Linked DNA regions of Homo sapiens: all the other regions are linked to region 1. Evidence: chromatin loops called from intact Hi-C (ENCODE). Cell type or tissue: heart right ventricle. All regions are shown on one strand.

Region 1 (8,000 bases):
TAAATGACTTCAGGGAGAGCTGACATCCTTATAACATCATTATAAGGTTAAGTGTGTTTCTGTGCATGGGCAATTCTGATCCATTTTCTCAAGTCTTCATTTGTGTTGTTCAGGAGAGTTCTACAATTTTCTTTATGTTGGTCTGGCATGTTTCTTAAGTTTATTATTGTTTTATCTTTTTATCCTATCTTTAAATCGCTCATTTTGGTCCCATGTACCTTTCTAACTACTGCTGATTCTTAAGTTTATGGAAAAAATAAATAAACAAGACTGGTCAGAAAGACTGTGAAAGAAGAACTATAAAGGGAGATGAATCCAAGCAGATATTTAGACATATCAAGCCTAATAATGGAAGTGTGGCACTGGAATCACGAGACTGACCAATGGAACAGAAAGTTAAGAAACAGACCCGAAAACATGAGAAGGTATCATATAACAGAAGTAGCACCTCAAATCAATGGGTAAAAATGGGCTACTTTATAAAGGATACATTTGGAAAAACTAAAGTTGAAATCATATTTCCCACCATGTATCAGGGCAAATTCCAAGCAGAACAAATGTTAAAACATTAAGATATTAAAGTCACAAAGTTGTTAGAAGAAAAATAAGATAATTCTGTTTAATCTCAAATTGTGTAGGTCTTTTCAACTATGCTTGAAAATCAAAAGCCAAAAAAAAAAAACAGAAATCTGACACCTAAAATTTAAATTCTTCATGGCATGAGATACTATAAGGAAAGCCGGGAAACCAACAATATAGTGGGGGTAAATATTTGCAACCCATATAAAAAATGATAGGCTAATTTCCCCAGTACAAAACAAAAGATTCTAGAAACCAGTAAGGAAAAAAAACCAACAATCTAATAGAAAAGTGTGCAAAGTCTATGAAATGACAATTTACAGAGAAAATAATAGATAAATGGCCTGTATACAAATGAAAAGATATTCAAGCTCAATTCTAACCAGAGAAATGCAAATCAAAAACAACCTGGATGATTTAGTTGATTGGTATGAGTTGTTTTAAAGTTTGATAGGAAACCTGACTGGATAGACTTCTAGTGCAAAAATACTATAATTTTGGTTGCTGAATCATATGAATATGTTAACTATTCATATGAATGTGTTACCTACTTATGTAAAGTATTTATTCATAGTAATGTATTACTTATATAAACATGGACAAAATGCATATTTATATTGATATTCTAAAATGGAAAATAATATTTTGCTTGACATCAACAAAAAGTAACTTTTATAAAGATAAGTAAAGTGAAATCAAATATATACACATATCTGGTTCAGCTAGCTATTGCTCCTCCTAAACCTCAAACCTGCTCTCTTTCATTAAAAATTCCTAAATAAGAGATTCTCCTTGAGGTCATCAGAAACATCAAAAGAGAATAAAAGATGGAATAATTTTCTCACTATTAAGTTCAGTGTTACTTTTTGTCATGACCAAGTTCCACCACGTAGTACCCTCAATAGTAAACTTGTCTTCTTTCTATGTTAGATGTGAGAATCACAGCAAAGGAAGAATGGGCATGAATAGTAAATGGTAAATGTGGGGATGCAGGTAAGGAAGAAGATTATAACAAGTTTTCAGCCTGGGTGTTTGAGGGAATAGTAGAAACATTAATAGAAATGACTAAGTCAAAGAAAATATGCTATATGCAGGAGGAGAGCTTGAATTCAACAAAGCAGATTCCAGGTAGAAATGATCAGTAGGTCTGGAGCAAATAGAATTAGAATTAGGGACAGAAAAGACACAAAAGGTACATGAAAAAGACGAAAGTGCATTGACAAATAATACCTACCAGCCATTTTTCATATTCATTAATAGCTTGTTTATCTTTATCTTTTTTCTCAGCTCTTTTCAGTTCTTCCTTTCTTTTCTCATTTATTTTTTCTTTTTCCTTTTGCTTGAAAAAAGCTTCCTTTTTTTCATTCCTATAGAGCATAGTATAAAACACTGGAGAGTTAAAGGAAAATACATAATAAAGATTCCCTAGTACATCTTTGACAGTAATGAAATTGAAATGCATTACTAAATTTCAAGTAAATAAATTTTATAAAATCCTGAAGTGTTACTATAATTTAAAATATATCAAAATATTTATGATTTTGGATTACCATTTCTCAACAGCAGTTAAATTATCTTTCTTTTTCTCGGCAACAGTTTCCTCCTCTTTCTGTTTCTTTGCTCTTTCATATTCTCTCTCCTTTCTATTTTTCTCTTTAAGATATTCCATCTTTTTCTCTTTCCATTTTTCAAAAGCCTGAAAAAGTTCAGAATAATTTTCTTACTGTGAATATTTGAAAATAAATAAAAATATGGTTAATCATTAATTTGGATTTCAAATGTTTTAAAATAATTAAGATGTGCAAAGTTCTGAATACTTGTAGTGCTTCTCCTTTTCTTGCAGCATTTTCTTCTTCAGTTTTCTTCTTGTTTTTTTCTTCAAGCCTCTTTTTGGCAGCTATTTTCTTTGCTTCCTTTTCTTTCATAGCCTTCCAGGCCTCAAATGATGCTAATGCTTCTTCTCTTTTAGCAGCTTTTTTCTACAGTGGAAAAAATAATAGAGTGATATACATATATATGTATATATACATAGACACAAATATGGCTAGATATAAATATACACATATACATTTATCTTTAGTCCTCTGATATTCATTATACTTAGAAATTAACTTTCAAAGTAGGTAATTTATTTAGAATGGCTTAGATAATTTACAAAGAATGTTATCTGAATTATTCATTGGTTTTAAAACGTCCTTTTCTAAAAACATTTATCACATATTGACCTATTAATGAGAAAGATGTCAACTATTATTTTTGAAAGTGTACTAAACAAATTATATCAAAATAAACTGTAATAGGCTAAGTGGTATAGTAAAATTTTCATAATAAAATATTTGAAAAAAAAATCAGTAAAGTTATGGGCTTATAAAGTAAGTTAGAGTAAGGCAAATTGGCCAAGCCATGCAGTAAGATGCAGATTTTTGGTTTAAATCTTAATTTTGAATAGTATCAAAACATAAAGTTCTTACTGCACAAATGTATTCCAAATGTTGAAAGTATGTGCTCGACTGAAAAATAGGTTGGAGACTGTATAGCAAGTTATGTTATTATTTTACTTCCTTCAATCTAATCCCATAATATTCTATGTTTGCTTTATTGTTCAATATTAAATGACATAAAACCTTAATATTGGGGTAACATAATTTAGAGGTCAAAGTACTATCTACCTCACAGAGCTACGAAAATCAAATGAGAAGGGGTATGGCACTGACCACAGCAGCATACTGCTATGAACGTGGTTAACAGATAGACAGGCACGCCCCCTGGAGGGCTGCTCCCTTCACTACTGACGCATTATCGTGCAGTTCACCTTGGAAAATATTTTTCTTCTAAATCTATTTTTAGTATTGAACAGCACACTGGAGTTTTTGTCCAGAAGTTTGACTTTAGAAGATAAGAAATAACTGAGCGTATTACAAGCAGGAGTTAGAGGAAGAGACTCAGTACAGAAGAGACAGGAACAAAAGTTCACCTCCATTCAATGGGAAAGGATACAGATCAAGAGTTCAGGTAGGGGTTGGACTTGAAGATACTTATAAAATTCAAGAGAGAAAAGAGGAAAATTGAAGGCTAACTAGTGTCTAATGATCCTTTATCTTGTCGTGCCTTTTTTTTTTTTTTTGAGACAGAGTCTCTGTCACCTAGGCTGGAGTACAGTGGCACGATCTCAGCTAACTGCAACCTCCGCCTCCCGGGTTCAAGTGATCCTGCCACCTCAGCCTCCTGAGTAGCTGGGATTACAGGTGCCCACCACCATCCCTGGCTAATTTTTGTATTTTTAGTAGAGATGGGGTTTCACCACATTGCCCAGGCTGGTGTCGAACTCCAGACCTCAAGGAATCCCATCTGCCTTGGCCTCCCAAAGTGCTGGGATTACAGGCATGAGCCACAGTACCTGGCCTTCTTGGTTAAGTTCTAAATGAAATCAACTTTTAAAAGTGAATTAGGTGCTCATAAACAATAATAACTTCATAATCAGCAGGAACAAAGCTATCCTATACATATACAAAATTAAAATCTGTTTTCATGTAAAACAGTTATATCAAACTAAAATGTATAAAGTAAAACAGAAGTAAAACCGGAAATCATTTCTTTAATATACAAGTTATTTTGCCATTTAAAAAGCTGATTTAGAAAAGTTATATATTCAGGGATATTTTACTGAAATAAAAATCCAAAACATTTTTACTTCTATATGTCAGAATACCTGTTCATTTTGGATCCTTAAGTTTTCACTTTCAATTCTTTTTATTCTGTGCATTTCATGTAAATACACATTTTTCTTTTCTAACCACTCCTATAAGAACAAGAAAAAGGTCATATAATATTTAAAATTTCTTAAGTGAATTAGAATTCTTTATATTAACATTTTCTCTGAAATTCACATGTACAATTTTCTAAAGTATACTATTCTACTCTAAAAAAGACAAAAAAAGACTTTTAGAATTGTGAATAAATTAATACAATCTTTTTCCTATGTACGCCTAACAACATCTCAGGAAAGAAAAAATTTAATAACTTTTTGTTCATAATAACTCCTTTTGTTCATATAAACTTCAAGAAGAAAAAAATGAAAACATATATAGACTTTACAATGTTTTGGCTTGTGCTGTATTTCTATAAATTGCAATGGCATATTCTTTCTTTAAAAACAACTATGGTCAGTTATGCAAAGTGTGGAAGCAAATAATTTAGTAAAATATGATTACTCATGTATTAAAAGGAAACTCTTTCTCAATAAATTTAAGTATTAAACCATCATTTTCTATCAGGATTACTTTATTCTTTATAAACAGTGTAGGCTTATGAAAGTGATCATTCTTCTTCTCTTAAAAATATTTTCCTTTTTTACCTGATAAACAGCTGCCCTTATGTTATCTGCTCTATCAGGTTCTATGCTCTGTTTCTGTGAAGGTTTTTGGTCCAAGACTTTTAAAGTCCCTAAATAGTGAGAAGAGGTAGTTGTCGATGGAGTTCTCCTTTTAGAACTAGATTTCTTCAAAAACTCAGAGGTCATTAATCTGAAAAGATCCAAATGAATCAAGACAAAATATTACAATTGCATTTGGTAGAAGAGAGATCTGTTAGAATATGCACGTATAATATTTGAAAACTGGCCAGGCATGATGGCTCACACCTGTAATCCCAGCACTTTGGAAGGCCAAAGTGGGTGGATGACTTGAGCTCATCCTGTTGGGCTGTTGACCAGCCTGGGCAACATGGTGAAACCCTGTCTCTACCAAAAATACAAAAAATTAGCTGGCGTGGTGGCACATGCCTGTAGTCATAGCTACCCTGGAGGCTGAGGTGGGAGGATAGCTTGAGCCCAGGAGGCAGAGGTTGCAGTGAGCAGAGATCATGCCACTGAACTCCAGCCTGAGCAACAGAGTGAGACTCCATCTCAAAAAAAAAATTGGAAACTACATTATAATTTAACAAATTATAATTACTTTGAAAATGATGTAGGTAAAATGTACAGTCTTAGTATACAAAGAATATTAAATTATGTAGAAGGGGACATAACTTAAATATGTCCCCTTCAACATAATTTAAATTTTATAACTTTAAGTTATATAGCTTTAAAATGATTGCTCTTTTTAAATATTTGTAATTAGAAACTTAAGAAATATGGACCACTTCTCAAGTTACATGGAAAAAACAATACAGTAGGTTATAATCACTCTTTTAATATTTTCTTTCATCATTTTGTTACATGAAGCATTCCAAATATAAAATTAGAAAGAATAGTACTATCTATATCAGGGATTGGTGGGAAAATTTGGCCAGCCATTGGTTTTGATATACAAAGTTTATTGCACCATAGCTGTAATCATTCATGTTAAGTTTTGCCTGTGGCTGCTTTCCTGTTAAAATAGCAGAAATGAGTAGTTCCAATACAGACTGTATCGCCTACAAAGCCTAAAATATGCACTAACTGGCCATTTACAGAAAAAGCTTGCTAGCTCTGTTTTATTTGATTAATGATAATTTGACTAACGATAATTTTAAAGATTCAGAAGGTTTTTGATTAGCACTTATGAGTTAGGCATTCATTATCATTGGTGTGAATGAAGCTATACAGATAATCATTTTAATAAACCTACTTAGTTCATAGATTCTGAAGGCTTTCAGTACAATTTCTCATGTTAGACAATGATACTTGATAATGAATAAGTATCATTGCTAGACTTCAGCTTTATTACCATTTTATATTGCTTGTCTCAGGAAAAGTAGGAGAAAGAAGCTCTATTCCAGAAGCAGTCTGGAGCACAAAGAATCCCTAATCACTGACATTAAGAAAGAAGAAAAATATTCCTAGGACGATCCTGGAGAGCAAAGGTATTGCATAAACATTCCAGGCACTAAAACAATCAGTAATAGACTTACTTTTTATAAATTACTTTATTTCAAATAATATCATCAACCAAGGGGTTTTATCATGAAGTTAACTACTTTCATTTTATGAAATGGAAATAAAAAGAAAATACAGTAACACCAAATGAAATTTACTTTATGAAAGTTAAATTAAAACTAGCTTTGCTAGAATGCAAGCCCATAAATGACAAATATTGGTAACTTTATTACCTGGCAGATGCACTGGATGCTCTATTATTTGTTGACTTTTTATTCTTTATATTTCTATCTTCAATTGTTTTCTATTAAACAGAAAATGCCAAAGATGATTTATTCATGACAACTATCCTTTTTAGGCTTAGAAGCCAAACTGCCAGTAAATCACTATTCTTTAAGCATCTACTATGTGTCAAACACAGTAGAAATTGGGAGCAAATCAGTGAATAAAATGCCCTTAAGAATATTAAATTCTAGAGACGGATGACCAAAAATAAATATATAAGCAAACATGGCTCATGAAGGACATAAAATAGTGTGCAGTGACAGAGAATGACTAGAGTGGGGCTGAGGAGCTGCTTTAAAGAAGTTGGTCAGGGAAGGCTGTCCTGAGGGGCTGACATCAGAGCTAAGAGTGCAAAGGGCCCACCGAAAGGTCTATGAAAGAAAGAAACAGCAAGTGGGTAAAAGCCTGAGAAGGGACGGAACCTGTTATCTCTGAAAAACAGAAAGAGGTGAATGGAGCTGAAGCATAGTGAATGGCAGGGAAAGCGGAGGAAGACGTGGTCAGGGAAGAACCAGGTGAGATCACTAGGCAGCGATGAGGAGTCTGGATGGAATTCTTGTGATGAGAAACCAACAAAAAGACTTTAATGGAGAATGATTATATTTCTGTTTAGAAAAGGTCATTCAGTAGAGAGTAAGAATGAGGCCAAGGGTCCAGTCAAAAGAAACAAGTTACAACCTTACTTGTTACATATGAAATGCCTGTTCTAATTTAGAATTGCCTCTATTAGACATTCTACAATCCTGTCTATAAACTCCGGAATATCCTTTCTTCTTTTAAGGAACAACTTTTCTACTTTACACAGACTGATGGGTGCTAGTGGTAAAGTGAGAGCACAGACATAATAAACACATCCCTAACTTAGCAGTAGTGTTTTTTTCCTAAAGAAATTAGCTAAGGATGATATACCTGGAACATGGCTTAATGAACCTCCTTCATCAATTTTAAGAAAAGCTTGTATTTTATGTTATAAAAGTATTGCTCAAACACAAATTTTCAGCTAGCCCTGTTTTCTTCCGCTGATAATAAACACACAGAGCTGCTAGCTAATTGCAGCTACAAGAGATAATGACAAATTCAGGAGAAACAAAGACTGAAAATGCTACACCATAAATTTTTAAAGTATAGCACTCAGGCACAATTTAATGTAGGGACAAGTAATCCTACATATTACATATCTGTTTCTTAAGGTTATAATAATAATGTTCCCCTCAACAACAACAACAAAAAACAAATAACCCCACTAAAAAGAGGGCAAAAAACATGAATAGACTTTTTGAAA
Region 2 (8,000 bases), 500 kb before region 1:
TAGTTTTCTAAGATGAGAAGGAGGCATGGTATTTCAGTTAGAAAAAATAGTATATGCAAACATGGTATTGTGAGATGGCACAGCACTTACAGAGAATTAGAAGAAGTTTGGAATGAAGGAAGCCTAAATTGCAGAATTAGAAGAAGGTGAGAATGAGATAATCAAACATAAGCCTGGAGAGGAAGGCAGAGATCAGGTCAGGAGGACATTTGTGAGCTTGTTCTTCGTTCTGTAGTTCATGGGAAACAGATAACAGCCTTAAATAGAGAAAAGAAGTAATATTATTTGAATTTCTGAAAGTCACTTTAGTTGCCAAGACAAGTCCTGGAAGACTTGCAGAAGGCAAGTTAGTAATGAGTGACGTCTTGAGGAAGAGATTCCAGTTAGGAAGCTTGTTTTAGTAATCCAGGTGATAGATGGATAGCCTGAACTAGGACATAGCAACTGAGGTAGAGGGGAAAGGATGGGTTTGAAAGGTTTGGGAAGGGATTGGCTATAGACATTGGGGATGAGAAAAGAAATCAGGAGAAGCTTTAGTTTTCCTACTAGTAGAATTAGGTGGTATGCAGGGTATGCTATATTGGCAATGAGTTTTATTTATGCTCTTCTTTATTCCCTCCTGTATTGTAAGGGCAGAGAGGCTAAAAACTACATTTTCCAGATTCCTTTGCAGTGGTGGTTCTGGGTTTGATTCAGGTAGTGTGAATAAGATGCACTCACAGGACCCCTGGAATTTGAAGGTGAGACAGAGGCCCTCTTTCTATTGCTGTGCTGGCTGGTGACAATAGTTAAATATACATGTTTTCAGTAGCAGATGGCAATTCCTAGTGTCTAGTCATGAACTTTGTGGGTGTGAGGCACTCGTGGTGGCAGTAGTTGTGGTAGCAGCAACACCAGCAGCTACCTGATTAAATTGCAGCTGGGGGCAAGGGGGTGTGATCTTGAAATCCAAATTGTCCATGGGTGGGCTCCTTACTTATGTTTCTGTCTAGCAATTTTTTCAGCACCCAATTTCTTGTGCTAAGTCCCCTTCTGTGTGAAATATCTAGAATGTTTTCTGTTTCTTGTGCTGAAGCTTGACTGGCATGGTTGGGAGTCAATATCTTGCTATATTTGGTATGTGGAAACCATCTCTACTAAGTTGCTGGTTATGTTCATCAGTCACTGAGTATCTGAAATTTTCACCTTTCCAGAGAATTAAGCTGAGACATTGAAACCTATGTAGGTCAATATAGGTGAAGTGTCAATTAGATCAGAAAAAATGCTTAAAAATTTAGAAAATACCATGAGATTCTTGCCTTGCAATGTGTTATACGCTGCTAATAAAGATATACCTGAGACTGGATAATTTATAAAGGAAAAGGTTTAATTTACTCACAGTTCCACATGGCTAGGGAGGCTGCACAATCATGGTGGAAGTCAAATGAGAAGCATCTTACATGATAGCAGGCAAGAGAGTGTGTGCAGGGAAACTCCCCTTTATAAAGCCATCAGATCTCATGAGACTTATTCACTATCATGAGAACAGCATGATAATGACCCACCACCATGATTCATTATGTCCCACCAGGTCCCTCCCATGACATGTGGAAATTATGGGAACTACAATTCAAGATAAGATTTGGGTGGGGACACAGTCAAACCATATAATTCCACACCTGGTCTCTCCCAAATCTCATGTCCTCACATTTCAAAACCAATCGTGACATCCCAACAGTTCCCCAAAGTCTTAACTCATTTCAGCCTTAACTCAAAAGTCCATAGTCCAAAGTCTTATCTGAGTCAAGGAAGTCCTTTCCATCTATGAGCCTGTAAAATCAAAAGCAAGTTAGGTGCTTCCTAGATGCAATGGGGGTACAGGCATTAGGTAAATAGAGCTGTTCGCAATGGGAGAAATTGGCCAAAACAAAGGGGCTACAGGTCCCATGCAAGTCCAAAATCCAGGGGGGCAGTCAAATCTTAAAGCTCTAAAATTATTTCCTTTAACTCCATGTCTCACATCCAGGTCACACTGATGCAAGAGGTAGATTCCCACGGTCTTGGACAGATCCACCCCTGTGGCTTTGCAGTACAGCCCCCTTCCTGGCTGCTTTCACGGGCTGGCATTGAGTGTCTGCAGCTTTTCCAGTTACACAGTGCAAGCTTTTGGTGGATCTTGCATTCTGGGGTCTGGAGGATGGTGGCCCTCTTCTCATAGTTCCACTAGGCAGTGCCCTCATGCGGACTCTGTGAGGAGGCTGCAACCCCACATTTCCCTTATGCACTGCCGTAGCAGAGGTTCTCCATGAGGGTTCCGCCCCTGCAGTCCACCTCTGCCTGGACATTCATGCGTTGCCATACATCCTCTGAAGTCTAGGTGGAGGTTCCCAAACCTCAATTTTTGACTTCAGTGCACCCACAGGCCCAACACCATGTGTAAGCTTCCAAGTCTTGGGGCTTGCACCCTGTAAAGCAGTGACCTGAGGTATACATTGGCCCCTTTTAGCCACGGGACACAGAACACCAAGTCCCGAGACTGCACAAAGAAGCAAGGCCCTGGGCCTGGCCCAGGAAACCAGTTTTTCCTCCTAGGCCTCCTGACTTGGGATGGAAGGGGCTGCTGTGAAGTCCTCTGACATGCCCTAGAGACATTTTCCTCATTGTCTTGGCAATTAACATTTGGCTCCTCATTACTCTTGCAAATTTCTGCAGCTGGCTTGAATTTCTCCTCAGAAAGTGGGTTTTTCTTTCCTATTGCATAGTCAGGCTGTACATTTTCTGAACTTTTATGCTCTGCTTCCTTTTTAAACATATGTTCTAATTCCAAGCCATATCTTTGTGAATACATAAAACTCAGTGCTTTTTAACAGTACCCAAGTCACCTCTTGAACACTTTGCTGCTTAGAAATTTCTTCCACTAGATATTCTAAATCATCTCTCTCAAGTTCAAAGCTCCCCAAATCTCTAGGATAGGGGCAAAATGCCACCAGACTCTTTGCTAAAACGTAGCAAGAGTCACCTTTGCTCCAGTTCCCAACAAGTTCCTCATCTCCATCTGAGACCACCTCAGCCTAGACTTTATTGTCCATTTCATTATCAGCATTTGGGTCAAAGCCATTCAATAAGTCTCTAGGAAGTTCCAAACTTTCCCACATCTTCCTGTCTTCTGAGCCCTCCAAGTCATTAGGAAGTTCCAAACTTTCCCACATTTTCCTCTCTTCTTCTGAGCCGTCCAAACTGTTTCAACCTCTGCCTGTTACGCAGTTCCAAAGTCACTTCCACAATTTTGGGTATCTTTACAGCAGTACCCCACTACCCAGTACCAATTTACTGTATTAGTCTGTTCTCATGCTGCTAATAAAAACATACCCGAGACTGGGTAATTTATAAAGGAAAGGAGTTTAATTGACTCCCAGTTCCACGTGGCTGGGGAGGCCTCACAATCATGGTGGAAGAGGAAGGAAGAGCAAAGACATGTCTTACATTGCAGCAGGCAAGAGAGTATGTGCAGGGGATCTCCCCTTTACAAAACCATCAGATCTTGTGAGACTTATTCACTATCATGAGAACAGTATAGGAAAAACCTGCCCCCATGATTCAATTACCTCCCACCAAGTTTCTCCCATGACACTTGGAAATTATGGGAGGTACAATTCAAGATGAGATTTGGGTGGGGACACAGCAAACCATATTATGTATGACCCACCAGAAAAAAAAACCCTGGTGGATGAACAAATAAAGTGTTAAAAATTGAACACATAATCATGTGCACTCCACAATAAGAGAATAATCCCAGATATAAAATGAGCCTCAAGTTGTCACCCCATTTTAGGAAACAGTCACAAGCTAGCCTACCTTCTTAACCACCTCCTTAGATATTCCTGCCCTGCAACTCTGTATAATCAGAGAACCCACAGCTATTCTAAGGGCAGACCAGAAGGAGGAAATTTCATGCATCATGCTTCTTTTTGTTTGAGGTTTATGGGGAGGAGAAAACAATGAGTATGTCCTCTTCACCTAGATTTGCCGAAATTATGCCAAAGAATGCACCTCAGTGGTGACTTTTTCCAAGGTGCCTTCTCTCAGAAGCCCTGAAAAGAGGTGGGACCACTGTTTTTTCCTTCCCCTGGCAAGAATGAGTGTTCCAGAAGCTGTTAAAGGTTATGAAGTTACCTGAGTTTTCCTGCAGGGGGAAACATCCTCCAGTTTATGAGGAATAAAATATATATCAAACCCTACAGCATCAGCAATCCGGCTTAGTAAAGATTGTATGTGCTTTTTAAAAATAAAAGTTGTATGTGCTTGATTCCTATGCTATTTTTATTTAGTGAAGGATAATTCTGTGCCTTTTTTTAAATAAAAAAGGAACTTTAAAAGGATATGTGTTATCTTAGATAACTCCTAGTTGACCCTTGTATAACATTTATTGCATGTATAGTTCTTGGATGGCCTGCATCATCCGTGAGCATAACTGGCCACCTACTATAATTTGTTATTAAAATTGCAGAGCTAGAAAGCGTGACTACAATCAGAGGTAAAGGCTAAAGGAATGAGTGAGATATTCAGAAAAGAATAGGGTAGGAATTGCCGTTCCTTCATGCATTCACTCAATCAAATTTATTAACTGTGTCTCATGTGTGAGACACTGTGCTACGTGCTAGGGATACCAAAGTGAATAATGTTTTTGACTTTGAATTCAAAGTGAAAAAAATTAATGTTTGTCAATAAGCATTGTAAACATTTCTTTTCAATTTGATTTTTATAACTTTATTTTTCAGAAAGGTAAATGGGTCATATTGTTGTCATCTGATTTGGCCTTTGAGCCTAGAAAGGAGAGATCAGTTTTACTTTCTTTATGATATTTTACCTGGTCCTCAACCACTTCATGGCAATACCCAGAGGACTTTGCCAGATCTTCACTTTCCTTAACTTTTCTGCATCATTTAGTGCCATTTCTTAGAAGGCTTTACTTGTATGCAATTTGCAAAGTGGTTACACAAGTACTATTTTTTAATCCTCCTTTCAAGTTCTCTAATGTTAACAGTTCAGTGAAGCTGAGTTACAGTGAAATTATGTGAAATGACAAGTATCACTTCTCCCACACCTAAGCATGTTATCAACGATATTATTATTACTATATAGATCTTCTTCATGGGACCTCTAGTTATCTAGTGGGTATCTAAAACTCAACATATCTATAACTTGACCAAACATGACTCTTATCTCTTAAGTCAATTACTCTTTTTCCAAATGTGTATAAGCACTAAAGTACCTTCATTGTTCAGGTCTCTGAGGTTTAAAATCCTGATCCTCTTACTTCCATCAGTCACAAAAATCTTCCCTTTTCACTTCCAAATGTATTTTGCTTTATTTCCATCTTGTTTACCTGCTGCTGACACTCTCTAGAGCCTGAAACAATGGTTCAGGTTAGTTCTTGCCTGGACAATTGTAGTAGCTTTCAAATTGAGCTTGATATTGAAGTCTTTTTTTCTTTAATAAACAAAGCTTATAATTACATATTGTTGGTGAGTGTATTTTTTATTACCTATTTCCTTGAAGGCAAGGAAGGACCCATGTATATACAGCACTTAGGATAATACATAAAAGTTTCTCAATAACTGTTAGTTGAATGAAAGTTGGATTGATGAATGCTGCTGTAATAAATCTTCCTGGATGGGCACAATGGCTCATGCCTATATTTCCAACACTTTGGTAGGCTGAGGCAGGTGGATTGCTTATGCTCAGGAGTTACAGACCAGTCTGGGCAACATGGCAAAACTCCATCTCTTAAAAAAAAAAAAAAATTAGCTGAGCATGGTGGCACGTGCCTGTGGTCTCAGTTACCTGGGAGGCTGAGGTGGTGGGATCACCTGAGCCTGGGTGGTTGTGGCTGCAGTGAACCGAAATCGCACCACTATACTCCAGCTTGGGTGACAGAGTGAGACCCTGTCTCAAAAAAAATAATAATAAAAAAAAATAAGTCTTCCCAAAGCCTAGTTCTGATTATATCAACCTTGCCCCGAAGCTTCCACAGCCAACCCAGGTCTGAACTCCATTGTCACTGTCTGCCCTACACCTATTTTTCCAGTTGTTTTTCACAGGGATCTTTGTTTATAAGACACTTAAATTAATGGAAACCAGTTTAAATAAAAACGGGCATCTATTTTGGAAAGTTGCAGATGTATGTATCTCACGGAATGTGATATGCAAGAGCATATAATGCAGGCTAGTCTCATGAGGGATTATAACCAACTGTAAAGAAACTCATCCAAAGTCAAGGTTCCATCTCTCCTTCACCTAGTCTCTTATCTGTGCTTTTCTTTTGGTGTCTGCATCATTCTTCACCTTTTCTGTGGACTGGCTTTCATTCATTCACTAATTCAATAAATTTTTATAGAGTAATGCTATGTGCTGGGTACCATTCTACACTGTTCTGGATATAGGTAAACAGCACAAATCCCTGCCCCCCTGGAGCTTATAATCTAGTTGGAGAGAAGCCTAATTAATAACCATAGAAATATACTGTCAGGTAGGTGCTTTGAAGAAAACAGGGATAAGGAAAAGTGAGTGAAGAGTCATCTTATACAGGAGGAAGGGTGACATTTGAGAAGATAATTGGATAAGGAAGTACTGAGCTCCAGTGACGGATCAAGGTGGGAGTCTAAAGGTACAACCATTTTAGCCCAGTGAAAGATAATAATGAGGCGCCATTCAGTGCCAGACCTTCCTGTGGTGTTGGCACAAGATGTCAGGCCTGCACAGACAACATCTCCCTCCATTCCTTTCCCCACTTCCCTTCCTTGCATAGGTATCGATCCCAAAGTCACTCCTTAATAAACATTCTAAACACTAACCTCTACCACTGGGTCTGCTTCCTAGAGCCTGCTACCTACTCTTGGTTGGTACCAAGAGTCTGCAGAGAAAGCAAGTGATAAGATTGAGTTTTGGAGTCAGACCACTCTCTGCTGAGCTGACAACAAAGGCTCCATCTCTGGTAGGTAGAGTGCGAATAGCTCCTGGTACCAGCATATGCTGCAACTGTTAAAAACTAACACTGTAGGTGAATTGGGATGATACACTGGTAAAAAGGAATATGGTCACTGGTGCAATGCATCAACTATTTGAAAGTACAGAGGAAATGTAAACTTTAAGAACAATGGAATTTGATGGCTGTAGGTGAATTTGATGGATGCTCTAAAAATTATGAGAAGCTGAAAGCATTTAATAGGCAATTGAAAATCAAATGTGAAAGCCAGAGGGCCTGTGTATCTTACAAAGAGGCTCTCATCTTTTGAAGAGGGAGATCAGATAAAGCTGTGGACCCGCCCAGGACTTAATTGTCAGAGCAACTCAGCTCCAGAAAGGTTTAAACTACTAACCTAGGCAGGTGGGCTATACAAAGGTAAGAGCCCCCTGGTTGAGATAGAATGGAACCCTGACATATAGACTGGTGACATATCAGGGGATTCCCTCCATCTCCAAATCTTGAGCACCCAGATTCCCCTGAATTAACCCCTCTACATGCCTGGAGACAATGCAAAGGCCCCTCTCCTCAAAGTCAGTGTGTTCCCCACCCCCACTCCTCGACCCACCCAGGATCTTCCCCTATGTCTCCTCCTGGCCTTGAGGCCTAGACAGACCTAGAGTCAAGTCTCAGCAGAATCCAGCTGGGAAGCTCTGGGCCTAATAACGGAGGAAAGGGAATATACCTCAAAGGCGTTGCAAGACTGAGTCACCACGTATCAGCAAAAGACAAGATCCTATAAATGGGAAAGGATTCTAAGGGTGCTTGGTCAGTCAAGAAGGCTAACATAAAATTGATGAATGCAGAATGTATTGATTTGTGGGCATTCTTCTGTAATACAAGATTTGATACCCCAGGAAGGATCCCAGAAGATGGTGTGAATTCAATACCAGGATGGTTGCTACCAGGATGGGTGCCAGGGCGCTGATGTACAAGCTGAAATGTGAAAAAGTGGTGGCAAGTAGCCAAGCCAAGGGAGGTTGTGGGTGGCTGGCAT
Region 3 (8,000 bases), 540 kb before region 1:
TATAGAGTAGATAAATCTTTGTTGACCTATGCTTTACTTTTTCTTTTGTGCAATTTGATTGTCCTTCCATTATATAGTCTAAGGATGTTTTTATTAGAGTTACTTTTTTTCTTTGTACTTTTCTTTAATCCTGTTTTGTATATGGATTTTTGTAAGACCGAAGCCCATTTACTTAATTTTTTTCTTGTTAACTTTGTTTCAACAATACATAGTTCCAGTCTGCTTGTTTACTGGCCAGATTATGGGGTAAATGAATATCCACAAAATTTGCAGCATATGTGCCATGTATGTGGACGGCTTTTTTTTTCCTGCTGCTGCCCAGTTAATTTTTGGTCCAAGGGTGACCAAATCTGTAGTTACGAATTTATGAAAGTATTGGATAATTTGGGGCACAGAAGTTATAAGGTTCCAGGTGAGCCATTATCAATCTTTGGAAAACAGGTTAAGATTCTGTTCTGCACTATAAATAATTCAAGCAGTGAAATGCTTGTTAATTTAAAGGCATTTCACCTGTATATATGTGTGTACATGTGTTTCCTTGAGAGAATAAGAATCCCTTAAGGGATTCCTTGGTGTGAACTTAGGTGTGTGTATCAAGTATAGAAATAGTGATTATACCAGAACATTGAAACATTATTTCTTTTCACTTAAGAATTAAAGGGAAAGAGGCAATACTAAGCAAAAATATGATTGCTTTCACTGTGAAGGCACTCACTTAGTTTCGGAGAGGGATTTACAAATGAGATAGTAATGATTTTCTCTATTTCTTAATATTTTCCCTATTTTACTTAGTAGATTTAAGATTTTTAAGTTATTGTATTGAAATACATATATGTATGTGTGACTCTTCTATTTCTCACTAATATACTAGTGTTCTAAAACTCACTTTTATTGATTTTTTTATATCTTTACATTTTATTTTCTTATTTATGTATTTTTTTATTGTGATTTATGCTCCAGGCAGGGTGTTGCTACATTAGCTAATGTGGCTTGGGAGAAGGATGGACAGGGTTTTCATCAATCCTCTGAGGCCTTGGAAAGCAGCTTGATGATATCAGATGCTCTCATTTGAATTGATATATTGGAGAATGATTTCATTGCCTTTAGATTTAATCAGAATTTTTCTGTAATGATTTTTAATTTTAGTTTTTTTATTCTGAAATTATTTATAATGAGTTTTCTATGACAAAAACTTGTATAATCAACTCCCAAGTATTTAGATAGGAGGCATGAAAAATGGAAAGGAAATAATCTGAATATAGTTAGCTTACTTGTTTATCCTAGAATGCTCTTTAAATATATAGTATATTGATTCTAGAAATTTACACAAATTCAATACAAAACCCAGCTTAGGAAAAGTTGGAAAGATGTTCAGTTTCTCCTCCACTCAATTTCTTAACCTGCAGAGATGACATTGTTTCATACTGATGCAGTGCACTTACCTAAGTATTACATTAGTCTGCCCTCTGTTTTTTCTTCATGGTTTTTACTGGTAAGGGTAGGTTGTTCACTTTCATTCCTGCCTCATTCCACAAAAGATTTGAGGTGGCTCCTTAAAAATATGTAAAATACAAAAGGATTCAGATTTTAAATTGGAGAAATTGAGACAATTGGAAATTATGATTAGGAAAATAAAGCCAAGCAAAACCAAACAATAGGTTGTTTAGGGATAGATGATTATGAGGTAAAACCATAAAAATGCCAGGGAATTACTAACATTTAAAAGTTACTACTTGGAGGGAGAAATTGGAAAGGATTCAAAGGGACTTCTGAGGTACTGGTAATTTCCTATTTCTAAACCTGGGTGGTGAGTACATGTTTTCATTTTTTTAATTATGTAAGGCATACACATCTATATTGTATATATTTCTCTGTTTCTATATTTCATTATTAAATTGGGAAAAAATGAAAGCCAGCCAAGGGTGAGAACTTGTGTTATTTTGTCAAAATTGGAATAAGAGTCTTTCTACTCTAGAGAGTCTCAAATTAATATAACTCAAGGTAAAATAGGAAAGTTACATAGTATCAAGGCTAAATAATTTTATTATACTCAGACTATATTTGGAATGTTTTGGTTGCTTTTGGGCACCACAATTTAATTCAACCTTGACAACTTGGGTGAGCTTGGAAACGCCATAATATGTAATAGGACAGTGAACAACTGAAATATTTGGAGCTGTTTAGTGTGTAAATACTAATACAGAGGAAATGTGATTGCAGTTTTCAAATGTTTGAAGTGCTCGCACGTGGAAAAAAGACTTTAGTCTTTATCTTTGGAGCTCTAGGAAGTGGACTTAAGTCTAAAAGAGCAAAGTTTTAAGGAGGTAGATTATGGCTTAATATAAGTCAGAACTATCTAAGCCTTTCAGCTGCTAAAAATTCTCTCAGTACAAAACAACAAACAAAAATAATTTTTTAACATTTATTTTAAATCCATGAAATATATGGGGGAAGGAAAGAGTCTTTACTAGACTATTGTAACTCAGAATTATGTTCCCTAATACCACTTGGAATATAATGGCCTTGCCATTTTCAAGCCCTCTGAGAAATTTACTTTTTAATTTACTTTTTGCAAACTGATTAAGAAAGTTTGATTTGGGAATTTTTATTCTCGTAAGAATATCCCTTTTGCTTACTATTCATTCCTTTAGGCTTCTCATGTTTAGTTTATTAACTGGCAGATGGCTGATTGTTAAATCTTGTTAAAATGTGTTCCTTCAACAAATACTTACCTAAGGCTGTTTTGTGTAAAGTTATGAGGATCACTGTAGTGAATTAGACACAGTTGCTGCTTTCATAGACCTTACATTCTATTGAGACCAATATTCAGTTAGAGTTCTGATAAATGCTCTGAAGTAGTACGGGGTGTTATGAGAACATACAATTGGATGACCTGACCTAAACTGGTATTGGGGTCAGGAAATGGTACATTGCACTTTAGAAAGAATTTCAGGAAAAGGAAATTAAGTACTATGGCATAGCATATAGGCAACACAGGAAAAAAGAGTATGGCATTTCGAGCCAGATTTCCTGGGTTCACATTCTAGCTTCATTACTTACTTGGGAAAGTTACTTAACTTCTCTGTCCTTCAGTTTCATCATTTGTAAAATAGGAATGATGATAACAGTATCTCATAGGGTAATTACATGTATTAAATGAGTTAAAATTATAAAGGGCCCAGAACATTCCCTTTTATATATACTAAGTACCATGTAAATAGTGAAGAATAATTATTCAGAAAACAAATCCAAGATACCAGTTTCCAATCATATGTAATATAAATATTAGAAATAATAATAGTTAAGACTACATGTTAGATTTTGTGCTAAATGCCTTTATATGATGTATTAGTCTCACAGTTCCTTGTGGTAGATAGGATATGTGTGTGTGTGTGTGTCTGTGTGTGTGTGTGTGTGTGTGTGTGTGTGTGACAGAGTTTCGCTGTGTCACCCAGGCTGGAGTGCAGTGGTGCGATCTTGGCTCATTGCAACATCCGCCTCCCGGGTTCAAGTGATTCTCCTGCCTCAGCCTCCCGAGTAGCTGGGATTACAGGCATGTACTACAATGCCTGGCTAATTTTCATATTTTTAGTAGAGACGGGGTTTCCCTGTGTTGGCCAGGCTGGTCACTAATTCCTGACCTCAAGTGATCTGCCTGCCTCTTCCTCCCAAAGTGCTAGGATTACAGGCATGAATGAGCACGCCTGGCCTGTTGTAGATAGGATTTTAATGTTGACACTTCTTTACTTTTTTTTTTTTTTTTTAACAAACAGGCTTCAGTATGTTAAATAATTTGCCCAAGATCCTAGTTAGCATAAGAGGCTGTGCTCTTAACTGCCATCCTTTGTAAATTCACATGATTCCAATGAAAAACTGGTTTTTGTCTAATATTAAACATTTGGTAACAGACAGTGGACTTGTGAAATATTATTGGCAAATTATGTTTCTGTAAGTTAAAATACAATGAGATGGGCTTTCAGTCCTGCCTTACCTTTTTTCCAGAGACTATTTTGGCTTTAGGAAACCTACAGGCCCATGTACCAGACCCCACTCCATTGTAATGTTGACCTGAGACATCTGGTTGAATTCTGAGTTATCCTGAGTTAGAAAAATCTTGTAAACATATCTTGTTTACAAGGTAGCTTCATGATTTTTAAATTTACCCTAGGATCAGCATTGCCAGCCAATGAATGGCATGTGTCAAGGTGGCAGATGATATATGTCTTTCCCCCATCCAGATTCTAGACAGAACATCAAACAGGCAAAGTTTGTTTGTATCTATTTCCTGGTCCCCTGTTACTTGGTACTCATTTTACTCTGATTATATTCAAAACATCCCAATACATAGTTTAGCCATATAATTTATCAGTCCGAATAGGTTTATGCTTTTTCATTGTTACTTCCTTAGGAACCTATCATGGCTTGCTATTGTAGTATAATCAAATACTCTGAACTCCACATTCTCCTGTTCAGAATGCTGTACTGTTTGGCCCCACTTAACCTAACCGTAGCCATACATTTCCTGCTGTGATCATCTGAATTTGCCATGCTCATTGGTAGGTCTAGGCCTTTCCCATTGCTGTGCACTGTGCTTAGAATATTCTGCTTATCCTTATATACTTTTATATTAAGCTGTTATTGGACATAGTAACCCAAAATGACTTTTTCTTTATGATATTACTCAATAATTTTTATATTTTTTATTTACTCAAAATTTTTCTTCCATCAGTGTATATAAAGCCAGTGGACTGTATGATTTGTTGTTATTCCCTGCATTATATGGGTGAGTACTGTCTCCTTTAGTACTCAGCATATGGTGCTTTCCAAATAATTTAAAGCAATCTACATGCTATAAAGTTAAAAGATAAAGATTACAAGGAAAGATACATTTCGGCTGTGCTTTGAGCAGAAAGAAGAAAGGATTGGGAAAGAAATATATGAGATAGGAAGTTGACAGGTATAAACACAGGCATGGTTAAATTATGAATGGTGGTTAATGGGCTGAAATATCTGTGTATATGTCACCAAAGTAAAAATTACCAGTATATAATTTTTAACATGCTAATGTTGGAGGTTTCAAAATAGTAGAAACCCCTGAAATATAGACAGGGGCATATGGATGATTTTATATTGGATATGTGTATATTATATATATGTATATAAATTTGTATAGTGGAATAGGAGATTAAGGTTGTAATTGTTATTTTTAAACCCTCTGAGAAAACCTTTGTGTTTATATCAACCAAATACAGTATAGAATATAATGATTTATGTGCAATTTTTAAATTTCTTTTAAAATTCATTATGTAATCCACAGTTATATCTAGCATAATCTATAACGTTTGATCAAGGCTTCACAAATAGGAAATGTCAGTCGCTTATTGTATGTTATTTCTAATCTTAGTTTATTACTAGCATTATACTTTTATATTCTTCTACACAGGTGTAGACTGAGAAGATGGTGGTGTTCCTTTCAGTTTAGTTTCCTAAAAATAGGAAGAAAGCTTGAAAATTCCAGGTGCTAATATAGCAGGCTTATTTGGAATACACCGGAATCCTGTGCACTCAGTTATTTTCTGTCTTCAAAAGAAGAAATAGTATGACATATCTGAGAGTCTGAAAATAATTTTTATCTTTCATATCATTTACTTTAAAATTTATATGGAATTTTCTGTCAAACTAAAGACCAGTAAAATCTTCAAAGATATAGAATATGCTTTTGTAATTAGTTTCAGTGACATTTTAAACTTCATCACATCTTTGTAGAACAAGTCATCTATCTACAATGTTATGTTTTGTTGAAAATAATGAAAATTAGGAGCCTACTTAGATTTTTACTTAGTTTTCCCTTATTTTGGCCCTTATTCCTGCATAACTTATAGAAAACTAAATATAAAACATTTAATGATACCCATTTTACAGAGAGGTGGTAAAGATCCTGACTCTGGTCTCTGAAGTTTAATTTATCCTATTCTTATTCTCCACTTTTTGACATGCCTTTTCTTTCCCCTAGTCTCTTTCTTATTGTCTTGCCTACTAAATAATCACTTTTGAAATAATTTCTCAGAATATATTCATTAACAGTTGTTGCTTTTTAAAAAGGAATGACACAAATAAGATGGTAAATTAAATTGGGTGAAAGTACCAGTAAGTAGCAACCTTGCATTTGACAGGAAATTGAGACTCTGCTGCTAAGTTTTTGCTTTTGTTGTGAGAATGATCACCATCTCTTCTATATGCCGACAGAAATTTAATTCTTATACATTGGTAATTTAAATCCCAGCATTTTTCCTGTTAAATTTGATTTCATTCAAACCAAAGATTAACAAAGCTAATTCTAAAACTCCAGGTGGTAGATAGTGAAGGCCATTATGAAGACAAGAATTGTTCTGTATTTAATAATATTTCTATGTAGCATCTGTATTGAAAATCATTATAGTTTTTAAATTAGTCTGAATCACATATGCTCTATTTTGGTAGTAACTATAAAGTGATTTTATATTTTATCATAATTATACATTATCAACTTCTCCTTTATATATATCACTGGCAGGTTTTTATCCCCTCCCCCCCTTTTTTTTAAAACTCCTTAAGCTATAACATTACATACAAACAGAAAAGTGCACAAATAATGAGTGTAAATTCAGTAAATTACCATGAGGGACTATGTCGGTATAACTCACCACCGAGGTAAAGACATAAAATACCAACACTCCAAAAGACTCTTTTGTATTTTCCCCAGACATTACTTTCCTTCCTGCTCAAAGGAGGCCACTCCTCTGACTTATTCTATGTATTTTTGAAACTTATGTAACATTTTATGTCATCTTGTCTGGCTTCTTTTAACATTATGTTTGTGGATTGATTCATACTATTTCAGGTAGCAGTACTGTTCATTTGCTGTCATTGATACCTGTATTTCATCGGAGTGTTGTATATAACTTGCTGTCTTTGTTGATGAAAATATAAAGAACTATCAGTTTGGGGCTGTTTGAATAATGACACTCTAAAGATTCTTGAACATAGTGTTTTTGGTGCTCATTTGCACACATTCCTGTTGAATATATAGGAGTGAAAGTGGTGGGTCATGTTTTTTAAACTGTAGTAAATAGGGCCAAATAATTTTCCAAAGTAAGTATACTGATTTACACTTTACTAGCAGTAAATGGGAGTTCCAGTTGTTTCACATTCTTGCCAACACTTAGATATCAGTCTTTTACATTTTGGATATTCTGATTAGTGTATATTTCTTACTGAGATTGTAATTTTTATATGATGATAACTTACGATATTGATCATCTTAGGAGGATTATAGGGCATTACGCTATTGTATTGGTGAAGTATCTTTCTTGTTCAAGTCTTGCTCCTTCATTTTATTGGTTTGTCTGTTTTTTATTTTATTACTTAATATAGAAGTCCTTTATTGAATATATTTTTAAAATATCTTGTTCTACTCTATGACTTACCTGTTTATTCAGGTATGTTTTGAAACATAGAAGTTCTTAATTTTAATATGATTCAATTGATCAATCTTACTTGTGCCATTTGCATCCTGCTTAGAAAACCTTTACTCACCACAGGGTCATGAAATATTTTCTTTATTATCTTTTAGAAACTTCATATCATACCTAAATTTAGTGACAATGCGAAGTATCAGAGTCCGCCCCGCTCATATGAATATTCACTTAACCAACACCATTTTTTGAAGACTTGCCATTTTCCCATGACTCTGCAGTGCCACCTTAATGTAAATCAAGTATGTGTATATACACTGCCTTCTAATATACACACACATATATGACTTATTCTGGATATTAACATTCTATTCCATTGATCTGTTTGTTTTTGCACCAATACCATATTGTCTTAATTCTGTAACTTTATATTTTGTAAATAATATTTTCTCACTTATTTTTTCTTCTTCACAATTATCTTGACTTTTCTCAGCCCTTGAGTTTCCATATGAATTTTAGAATCAGTTTGTAACTTTATATCCAAGA

What was found. Hi-C counts contacts between places; a loop is a spot of excess contacts. Peaks named below come from ENCODE experiments on the same cell type or tissue, not always from the same donor. Only the 100,000 strongest peaks of a DNase experiment are listed, where the experiment ranks them.
Region 2: a loop joins it to region 1, with 6 times the contacts of the local background. A loop is called at or near these places in 13 of 110 quality-filtered maps.
Region 3: it touches region 1 in a loop (7-fold over the local background); 32 of 110 quality-filtered maps call a loop at or near these places.

Annotation. Positions count from the first base shown.
Region 1 is chr4:155,350,783-155,358,782 of GRCh38, forward strand. It overlaps MAP9 (microtubule associated protein 9), which reads right to left. Exons shown (of 14, transcript NM_001039580.2): 8 at 6,667-6,737; 9 at 4,934-5,102; 10 at 4,289-4,378; 11 at 2,397-2,558; 12 at 2,130-2,275; 13 at 1,814-1,946. MAP9-AS1 (MAP9 antisense RNA 1) reads left to right here and starts at 3,434. Exons shown (of 3, transcript NR_125937.1): 1 at 3,434-3,591; 2 at 6,307-6,420. In heart right ventricle, a CTCF peak has its summit at 3,349 (motif pointing left); a DNase peak (open chromatin) is centred at 3,349.
Region 2 is chr4:154,850,390-154,858,389 of GRCh38, forward strand. No RefSeq gene overlaps it. Among named protein-coding and RNA genes, the nearest start is that of RBM46, 73 kb to the left of the region's middle. In heart right ventricle, a CTCF peak has its summit at 4,171 (motif pointing right); no DNase peak of the experiment used is centred here.
Region 3 is chr4:154,808,271-154,816,270 of GRCh38, forward strand. All of the region lies in intron 4 of RBM46 (RNA binding motif protein 46), which reads left to right. Among named protein-coding and RNA genes, the nearest start is that of RBM46, 31 kb to the left of the region's middle. In heart right ventricle, no CTCF peak of the experiment used is centred here; no DNase peak of the experiment used is centred here.